Regions from separate parts of the Mus musculus genome. Here region 2 is linked to region 1. A link is a loop called in an ENCODE intact Hi-C map of the cell type or tissue named here. Cell type or tissue: gastrocnemius. All regions are shown on one strand. Region 1 overlaps Dennd1a (DENN/MADD domain containing 1A). Region 2 holds the start of Dennd1a (DENN/MADD domain containing 1A).

Region 1 (5,000 bases):
ACATAAGTACTCCTACTCTATTTGTAATATAGTATTAGGATTTCCTTAAAAGGCTATCTCTGCTTAAAAATTTTGTTACTTGCAATAGTATTTTATTGTTTTCTCAATCTTGAACAGTATATGATATTAAGCCATTTAAAACATTTTGTAATATAAAATATTAAAAACTTAGACTTAAATTATAATGCGTTTTACCTCTGACTTCTTAGATATATTTCTTGTGGTATTTTAATGAATATTATCTTTCCTTTCTCCTCCTCCTTCTCTTTCAGAAGCTACTAGGCCTTTTTTAAAAACCATACCTTTTCTTTTCCTAGTTATTTTGAAAAAAACCAAACAAACCGTATATGCTTGTTTTTTCTGTATAGGTTACTAAAATCCAGTAAATAAAACACCCTTACTCATGAATTTTATATGAACCTTGCTCTACTGTTAACCTGCATATATTTTAGACTTGTTAATTTGTCTTAGGTGTCTTGTAGAATTGTACAATTGACACATGAGTGCTTATGAACATAGGACCTTGGACAAAGATGGACAGATAGTACAAACTTTTATATAATTGTCATTAAATTTCAGGTTCAGGAAAAAACCAAAAAACAGTGTTGTACTTGAAACAACATAACTGTTTGGAAATCTAGTGAGAAGTAATAATAAGTACTGAACAGCTACTGTGTGTCAGGCAGCCGGCTGGCCACTTCACACAGTCTTTTAACCCTCAGTATTCTATGAAGTACATTCTGTCTACCTGTCTAACTGGTGAAGGTTCAGAAGATTTCTCTTAACCGCACTAGGCTTGGTAGCTGAAGTTCTTTCCCATTTTATTTCTTTTTGTTGTTGTTGTTTTTTAGAAGGGTGTCTCATTTGTGACCCAGGCTAGTCTGGAACTCTGTAGCCCAGTTTGTCTCAGCCTAATGCTGTGACCCTTTGATACAGTTCCTCATGTTGCAGTGATCCTCAACCATAATTATTTTTGTTGCTTCTTTATAACTATAATTTTGCTACTGTTACAAATCATAATGTAACTATTTGATGTTCAGGATATCTGATATGTGACCTCTCTGAAATAATTGTTTGACCCCCAAGGGGGTCATGACCCATAGGTTGATAACTGCTGCTCTAGACCAAGGTGGCTTCAGACTTGCAATGATACCCTTTCTCAGTCTTCTGAATGCCTACATTCTTGGTGTGTTGCCATGTTTATATTTTACATTCATAGAAGCTCTGAGACATTTAAAGGCAGAATATATTTGATGGGAAGTTAATTATTCTATTTTATTGCCCTACACCTCACCTACTCCCTACTCCCTGCCACTATAATGAGTGAAGTGTCATGGAGGATTTTTTTTAATAGAAAGATTATTAGATTCCACCTCCCTTCTTTTGTTTAAATTAAGATGAAAGTTCAAAGATATCCAAGAAAAAGAATGAGAGCAATAAGTAGTTTGTGATTTTTGACTTTGTTTAGATGCAACACAAGTAAGATCATATTTGTCTTACAATGCCTGGCATATTACATATAGTGTAGTAACTTCAAGGTTCACCCAGTATCTTAGGGTTTCTATTGCTGTCTGAAGAGATACCACACTAAAGCAAAAAAAAAAATTGTGTGAAAAACAAACATGTATTTGAGGCTGACTTACAATTACAGAGTCCATTATTGTAAGGCTGGAAGCATAGCAGCCTGCAGGCAGACATGGTGCTAGAGAAGGAGCGGAGAGTTCTACATTCAGATTGGCAGGCAGGAAGGGAGAGAGACTCCAGGCTTTGTTTGATTTTCTGAGCCTCAAAGCCCTCTTCCAACTTGTCCTCCAACAAAGACCACACCCACTCTAGTAAGACCACACCTCCTATAATGCCACTCCCTGTGAGCCTATGGGGCCATTTCCATTCAAACCACCACACCCATTTTTATATGTCAGAATCCCTCTGCCCTTTAAAAAAGAAAAAATAAAAATAAAAAGAGCAGTATTTCATTGTATATATAATACCAGGGAAATTGGGGTACTCTCTTGAGATTCTTAGTGCGATTAAAACAATTTAAGGAAGGATGCAAACAGAAGCTCAAGGAAAAATTATTAAGAGTTTAAAAAAAAACACACACACAGGGCAGGACAGCTGTGAATCTCTTCAGTTAGCTGGAGGAGGAGAATGAATGAGAGAAAGAAAAGCCATGTCATTTAAGCCAGTATAGAGGTCAGATCCATGGAACACAAGCAGCTACATGGCAGGGAGGGGAGCTTTAGAGTATACTTAGGTTTTCATCAGCATCCAAAAGAAAGACAGAAAAATTTAAAAGTTGTGCTTTTCTGACTCCGGGTTCAAAAGGTGAGCAGACCCTCATAGTGACTCCTAAGGACAGTACTGGTGGGGTGGGAATTTTGGGAAGGAAAAGTACACTATCATTAAAGAAGAATATTTTTGCCTCTTTCTTCAGTGAGAAAGTGAGCTCATCTCCCTGGGGTGATTGATCCCATGGCCAGGTGATTTGATTAACTGGGTTTAACTGGAGCGTCAGATCTCTACATAGGCCAGAGATTCTTTTTTTTTTTAAGCAGAAATTTCCCTTCCTTTATATCTCTAGCATATAAAATCCATATTTTAAGATCCATTTCTCCCTCAGTGGGCACTTCATTTGTTTCTTGTGAATAGCTGTGACGAACTTGGGCGTGCAGGCTAACCTCCCTTCCACCCTCTCGGTCTTTGACATGCTGGTCTTAGACTTGTGAAGATCTTCTTGTCTCAGCCTCTCAAACACTGGGATTGTTAAGTGTGCACTACCATGCCTGGCTGCAAACATCTTTTGAAGATTCCTTTGGCTATATATCCCAGTGTGGGATTACTAGATCATATGATAGCAACTTTGTTTTTCTGAGGAACATTTGTGTTGTTTTCTAAAATGGCGTCCTAATTTGCAGTATACCAACAGCTTGCCAGGGTTCTCTTTTCAGCCATTAACTTTGAGTTTGTGTTGAATTTGTGTGTTGTGGGGGTGGTGAGGGTGCTTGGCCTTTCAAAGATGCCTTCAAGGTGCAGCAGATGCCCTCTTCCCATCACTGTGCTTGTGGAATCAGAGCTTTCTTTTATCATTTTGTTGCCACATGTATATGTGGAAAATCAGTTGCATTGTAAAAATTCTTACTTCCTGGAAACTAGAAATGCATCCAGCAGTGTCCCTGCCCTGACACTTCCTTTTCGTTATTTCTAAATGGTAGCGCCGTTCCCCGGGCATTCCAGGCATTCATCTGGCTAGGATTCCTGTTTCACATTTTCTGTTTGCTGCGTTTTCTCCTGTCTTATTTTACTTCTTTGTCCTGATTAGTTCACAGAGTATAATGGCAGGGACATTTGCGCTTTTTTTCTCCAGTTATTCTAGAGGGAGAGTGAGCCAGTGATAAGAGCTGTTTATATCCTAAGCAGTTGATTTGTAATTAATGTTGCCTGGGCTCTCGCATGTTGGCAGAATTGGTAACAGCTTGTAGTATTTGTATTTTTTTTAAAAATTCTTTTCTTTTTGGTATTTTGACAATGTCATTCATATCTCATGAAAAAATACCTCAGACTTAAAGGTTAAGTGTGCTAAAACATGGATGGACAAGGAAGGAAGGAGACCCGGTGCTGCCTAGAGACCTTGATCTTTTGCCAAAGTATTTAAACAATTTAGTGTTTTGGTTTCCTAGCTCCAAGCTGCTTCTCAAATCCCTGGCTAATTAATCCAGTTAATGCTTTGTAGACTTGCTATATGCAGTGCTTTGGCTTGCTGCTCTATCACTGAGGAGTCCGTTTTGTTTTACTGAGTAAACCCAAGCAAGCAGGTCTAAACTTCTTTGGGTGCAGTGCTGCCCAGGAGGCTTGTGGATGCATGCAATTTTAAGCCTTCATATGTGTGGCTCTATGTACAAATATGGATATTCCTTACAATTTATAGTCTTTAGGTTCAGAATTTAAAGGTTAAAGAAATGGTGTAAAATAAAAATTACAAATAGAAAATAGGTATTTTGCATGGGACCAAAAGACCCAATCCATAGACTGAATGGCCTATCTACTACTTACTGTGTGATTTGTGTAAAATCTTCTAAACCTTAACTTTTCTAAGTCTTAGTTTTCATATGTATGAAATGGGGAAAGTAGTTCTATCTTATGGTTTGTGTGGATAGAGAAAATTTAAACGCAAGTGCTCAGTGCAGGCTAAAACTTAGCAAATGACAAATGCGTTGTAAGTCTGTGGAGATCTGCATGTGTTCAATACTTTGGTTTCTTTTGGTGTTTGCTAAATTTTGGAGTAGATAATGCCTTTATCTTTTTTTTTTCCCCTTGGTAAAGGAACTTTAAATATCTCAATTTGCGTTAAGGGTATAAAAATTAAGTGCTTATTCTATAACAGTAGTGATAAAACACAAATAGATGCATTTGGTTTGAATATTGGTTTTAGAATCATGGTTATGAGTTGTCAATAATAATGATCTTTTTTAAGACTGAAGGGTAAATTGTGTTTGTGTGTGAGCACATGTGTACCACTACCATGTGGAGGTCAGGGGATAAGTTGTCAGCTTCCCTTCTCTTTCTCACCATGTGGATTCCTGGATCTAACTGAAGTTTCCAGCCTTGGTAGCAGGCACCTCTGCCCTTTGGGACAACTCATAGGCCCTATTTGTTTTTAATTTGTGTTTTGTTTTTCCCTCTAGTTAAATAGTTAAACTCAATCTCAGACTATTTAATGCAAATGAAACTGATAATATTCCCTGCTAACTCCTTTCTGAAAGCATCTTTTATTGTTACAGATAGCGGGGAGTGATCTGGGGAGTAACAAAGCAGCCTGAGGATTCTTTTCAGAGACTTCTTTTTTGGCAAAGCCAGGATTCTTGACTGCCACAGAAAGGAATTGCAGGAGGAGTCAGTATGAAGTAGAATTGGAGTTTATTAAGATGAGATTTTAGGAACTGTTGAGATAGCAGGTAAAATGCTTGTTATGCAAGCCCAGTGACCTGAGTTTGCTTCGC
Region 2 (5,000 bases), 89 kb before region 1:
CCTTTTTGCCAGTGGAAGGAAAATTTCCAGGACCACCATGAGGATTGGCATGAGCCAGGCCTGGGGAATACTATGCCTAATTCATAGAGGGCATGCACTTGTGCCTTCACTAAATGGATCTGTCATTATTGCTTCTGTTGTGGCCTCCAGGCCTAGAAGACATGAAACTGCAGTTCATGAAAGTGAGTCTCTCTGGGGCCTGGCAGGGACAGGTAGCAGGTTGATATTCCTGGCTCTCAAATATTTTCTTTTTTTGTTAATTTCTGCCAGGGACTGTTGTGATCAGAGTACTGGAGTCCTCATAATGACCAATAAAGGAAGGAGGGGCCCTTGCTGAGCCACCCTTCAGTACCTCTATTAGTCCTGCTTTCCTTGTGATGAAATATCTGATTAAAGTAAGTGAAGCAAGCCAAGGGCAGGTGTGGTGGTGCATGCCTTTCAGGCCAGCAGCACTCAAGAAATAGAGGCAGGCATGTCTCTGTGTTTGTCTGAGCCAACCTAGGCTGGGTAACTGGATAGTGTCGCAAAAACAAAACAAAACAAACAAAACAAAAACAAAAACAAAAAACCCCCCAACTCAACCCAACCCAACCCAACCAAACAAAACCAAAAACCCCCAAACAAACACAAAAACATCCCAAAATAAAAAACAATGTAGGGTTTAATTTGGCTCACAGTTTGAGGGTACAGTACAGTTTAACATGGTAGAAGGAGAAGACATGGCAGCAGAAAAGTGAGGCTGCTAGTCACAATGACTGAATCCAGTCAGAAAGCACAGAGAGAGATGAATGCTGCCTTCCCCGTTCATTTAAGCCAGCCCATGGAAGAGGCCACCCTCCTGAATTAAACTAATCTGGAAACTCCCTCAGATATTTCCAGAATTTTCTCACCTAGGTGATTGGTTATAGAATCTGGTCCTCACAGCAAAATAGCCACCATCTTCACATCAGCTGTGCCTGCTTGCAGAAGGTCATCAGGAGCAGGCCTGTTGGCTGTTAACAGTTTCTCAGAGGGGACTCCACCCGGTTCTCCCAGCCATTTGTATGCAATCTACTCTAATTGCACATTCCTCTGGGCCCAGGGAGGTGCTGTAGTACACAGATTGTAGTAGTTTATAGGAGGTTAACTAAAGAAAACTGTATATATGTCTACAGGAAGCTTTCGGTCATAGAAGGGTAGGTTTTTGTTTTTGTTTTTCAAGACAGGGTTTCACTGTGTAGCCCTGGCTCTCTTGGAACTAGTTCTGTAGACCAGGCTGGCCTCAAATTCACAGAGATCCACTAGCCTCCCCTACTCAAATGCTGGGATTAAAGAGTCTTGGGGGGAGGGGGGCGGGAACACGGACAACGACGACGATGATGGTGTGCACTTTCCAGTGCAGCTGCTTTGGAGTCACCCACACTCCTGTAAGCAACCCCCACTCATGCTTTCTAAGAAAGTCCAATAAAGTCATTGGTTCCACAGGTTAAACATTTGGACTAACTCACCCTCAGCACCTGGCATGCAGTTCTATGATACCCCATTTCCTGGGATGGGCCGGCTTTTCTCCCAAGCTCCTACTTATGGAGGTATTAAAAAAACAAAACCAAAAACAAAACCAAAAAAACAAACAAAAAAACCAACTCTTTAAAGCTAAACATCCATGGTCTGTGAACTTCAGTTTTCAAATTCGGGAAACCAGAACCCTGAAGCCTGACTCAGTGAAACTGGAGTCATTGTGAGTTCCTGAGAGGGGAGGACAACTGTTTCCTCCAATTCAGACACCCCCCTCCCCGAATTTTAGCCTGTCAAAAATTCTCCACTTGAGGAGTGGACGAAGGCTTCTTTAGTGGCCTCTGGGGACACGATGGAAGTTCCTTCAGGTCGCTTTGGGTGGATTCTGATGAAAAGCAGTGGGACAAAGGTCCCTAGGTCTCTTCTCAGAGAAGCCACAGACCTTTCGGGTAGACCACTGTCCTGCTGCGCGCTTCCCGCCCCCCGGGGCCACCCTCACGCGAGTGGACTACACTTCCCAGCAGCCCCCGCGGTCAGCGGCGCGGGCGGGAGGGGGCGGCGGTGTGAGAGACGGAGGGGGCGGCGCGCGCCGGGTACGCGCGCGGGCGACCATGGCGCTCGCCCGGCTGGAGCGAGTACTTTAACCCCGGGAGGCGACAGCAGCTGCGGCGGCCGGGGAGCGAGCCTCGAGCGGGCGGGCCCCTGCCTGAGGGAAGGGAGGAAGGGGCGGGGAGAGCTCCTGAGGGAGGCCTGTCGGCCGCGGGCGGGCGGGCAGTGCAGTGCAGCGCAGCACCGAGCGGGGCCCGCGGGTCCATGAGGAGGCCCCGGGACCATGGGCTCCAGGATCAAGTGAGTGCGGCCGGGCGGAGCCGGGCGCGGGGGAGGCGAGGCTGGGCTAGAGCTGCAGGCCGTGGGCCGCGCTTGGGGGACTTGTTGCCCAGACCGGAGGGGCGCCCCGCGTGGAGGCGTCAAGCGGGGAGGGGGACGGTTGCCATGGTGATGCGGGAAGGCTCGGGGACGGGGTGCGTGTGGGGTGGAGGGGCGCGGATGATCAGATGCCCCCTCCTCACCTGAGGGCGGGAACTGCTGACGCGGTGGCTCCCTAGGCGGGATGTACAGAGCCCCAGAAAACTGTCAGACTGCTGCTGGGAGAGGGGAGGTCTCCGGAAGCAAGTCTTCATAAGGGTGTGTTTGGGGGCGACCCCGAGAGTTGGCAGGTCCTGAGAGGTTGCAGCCTGTCTGCGTGAGGCCTGTAATCATTCCAGAAGTGGTGTGAGGTTCTTAGAGGGAGGGGGCTTCTGGGACATTTAAGGCCTGGATGGCCTGCCTGCACAGGAAGGCGCTTTGCCTTTGCTGACTCTTCCTCTTATCTGAGTCTGCACACAAGCCAGGGCCAAAGGCTATGAAGGAAGACACCTTTAGCTGTCACTGAGCACCTGATTTTGAAAAGGTTTTGCAATCCAGTCAGGCACATTCCCTTACTCCTTCTTCATTTGCTTGGAGCCCCTGGTTGAGGCTTCGTTTTCTCGTGAAAATGCTGATACTTGTAACTTAAGTACCCACCGAAACATTAGAAGTTGTCTTTGGGAATTACAACTTTTCTGTGGTCCAATTTGGGTGTTGTTGCCTTGGTCTCTATCTCCCCTCCCAGCTAAGACCAATTCTGGCCACTCCCTTCCTCAGCCCTAGGACTCAGATGCTTACTCTCTTTCTCTCTCTCTCTCTAATCATTAGCAAATGCTCACTTTTTCTCTATGACTAATAGAATTGCTTAAGGACATTGAAAAACAAAGTTGACAGCATAGGCTTTTCTGGAAAACAGCATTCATAAGACACCATAAACCCTCTTATAGGAAAGTCCGTGGAATGTGATTATTTCAGCATTTTGAGAATTGTACTAGGGAAGTTTGAAAGAGGAAGGGCCTCAAGGGCAAAAAATCTAATAATTATTCAAACATTGCATCGCATGTCCAAGTGATGCACATGCAGTGTGACCCTTGCCCAGCTGTTCAGTCTCTTCAGCGGTTAGAGTTCTCATTTACAAAAGGTGTCTTGTAAGTTTTGCAGAAATCCTGTGACACCTGCTGAATGACATTAGAAAAGTTTGCTCATGAAAATGGATGTGGAAGCATAAGAAGACCTTTATTTTATTTTTATAGAAAAGGGAGAAGGTTAGAATATAACACAAGAGTTTGAGAATCTGGGGAGGTAAAGTGATTTAGTTTGTGAACTATTGGGGTTAAAAAAGGAGTTCCAGGCTAAATTCCCCCCTTCAGGTAAGAGTTGTGAACTTGGACTTTCAACAGCATGTAGAAACACTTTCTGGAAGTCACCTCAGAGTTGCAGAGAAAGCACTAGGATGTGTCTTAACTTTCTTGTTCCAGAGAAGTTCAGAGACTTGTTGGACTGGAGGCATCAAGTATTCGAGTGAACATTAAAATAGAACAAGTTCAGATTATGTGTTCTCACTCTTGACAGTAGCAGGTTGACAAGTTTGTTTTGTAAGTGTGTTTGGTGGAATGCATCACTGTACTATCTGAGCACTTGAGTAAGGGAATTTACCAAAGCATGAAATTGCATTAAGTGTGAAATTAGTATGAAGAATGGCCTTATTAATCTTCAAACTAGACTGCTCAGTGGTTAAAAGAAAAAAAAGAAAAAGGTCTGGGAAATATGTTAGCCTGTGGTGAGATTGAAAGAGAATATGAAAATAGGAGTTATGAAAATTAGTTGTGACTATAGCAAGTGTTAATTGTGCAGTTTCTGTTCATAGCTAGGAGTATGGATGGACAGGAGATAAGGGGATAATCAATTTAGGTACCGCCCTTGTCGTTGGAGAAAACAGCTTTGGTTGCTACTGGCCATTCTGTCAGGCAGAACAGAAGGTGGTCAGGGTATTTATTTGGCTGAAGTGAAAGCTAAGTGTGCAGGCCCCTTTGAGTAAGTAGGTAGTAGGTTGTTGGGGGGCAGACTGAGCATTCTCTAGACCTTTCTTTCTTTTGCTTATCTCTGATGTCTTGTGCCATTATAAGGGCAATGTAGATCAGATCTGGGTTCAAATTCCAGCTCTTTCTCATGCTATGTGTTTTTTGTTTGTTTGTTTGTTTGTTTTTTGTTTGTTTGTTTTTTCTGAGACAGGGTTTCTCTGTATAGCCCTGGCTGTCCTGGAACTCACTTTGTAGATCAGGTTGGCCTCTAACACAGAAATCTGCCTGCCTCTGCCTCCCAAGTGCTGGGATTAAAGTATGCCACCACCGCCTGGCTCTCATGATATGAAACAGTGTATCCAAACAGTGAATCTGGATTTTCCTAAAGTAGAAGGGGCCTGAAGGATTGTTATGAGCAGTTAACACAGGATCATTGTGATTGCCAGGCCCATATTAGGAACTTAGTGTTTTACACCTTCTTGTCAAATGATTAAAGAATATCTGATGTATTTTATGCCAGAAATGTCAGAGAAAGGCACGCACGTTTCAGGTAACAGAGAACAAGGTTTTAAGGGCCAA

The links. A loop is a pair of places that touch in the nucleus more often than their neighbours do. Peaks named below come from ENCODE experiments on the same cell type or tissue, not always from the same donor. Only the 100,000 strongest peaks of a DNase experiment are listed, where the experiment ranks them.
Region 2: a loop joins it to region 1, with 2.2 times the contacts of the local background. A loop is called at or near these places in 3 of 42 quality-filtered maps.

The regions. Positions count from the first base shown.
Region 1 is chr2:38,195,096-38,200,095 of GRCm38, reverse strand. All of the region lies in intron 2 of Dennd1a (DENN/MADD domain containing 1A), which reads left to right. Among named protein-coding and RNA genes, the nearest start is that of Dennd1a, 90 kb to the left of the region's middle. In gastrocnemius, no CTCF peak of the experiment used is centred here; no DNase peak of the experiment used is centred here; H3K4me3 peaks cover 250 bases.
Region 2 is chr2:38,284,456-38,289,455 of GRCm38, reverse strand. It overlaps Dennd1a (DENN/MADD domain containing 1A), which reads left to right and starts at 2,072. Exons shown (of 23, transcript NM_001362973.1): 1 at 2,072-2,343. The coding sequence starts at 2,327. In gastrocnemius, a CTCF peak has its summit at 2,272; DNase peaks (open chromatin) are centred at 2,114 and 2,411; H3K4me3 peaks cover 2,065 bases; H3K27ac peaks cover 2,262 bases.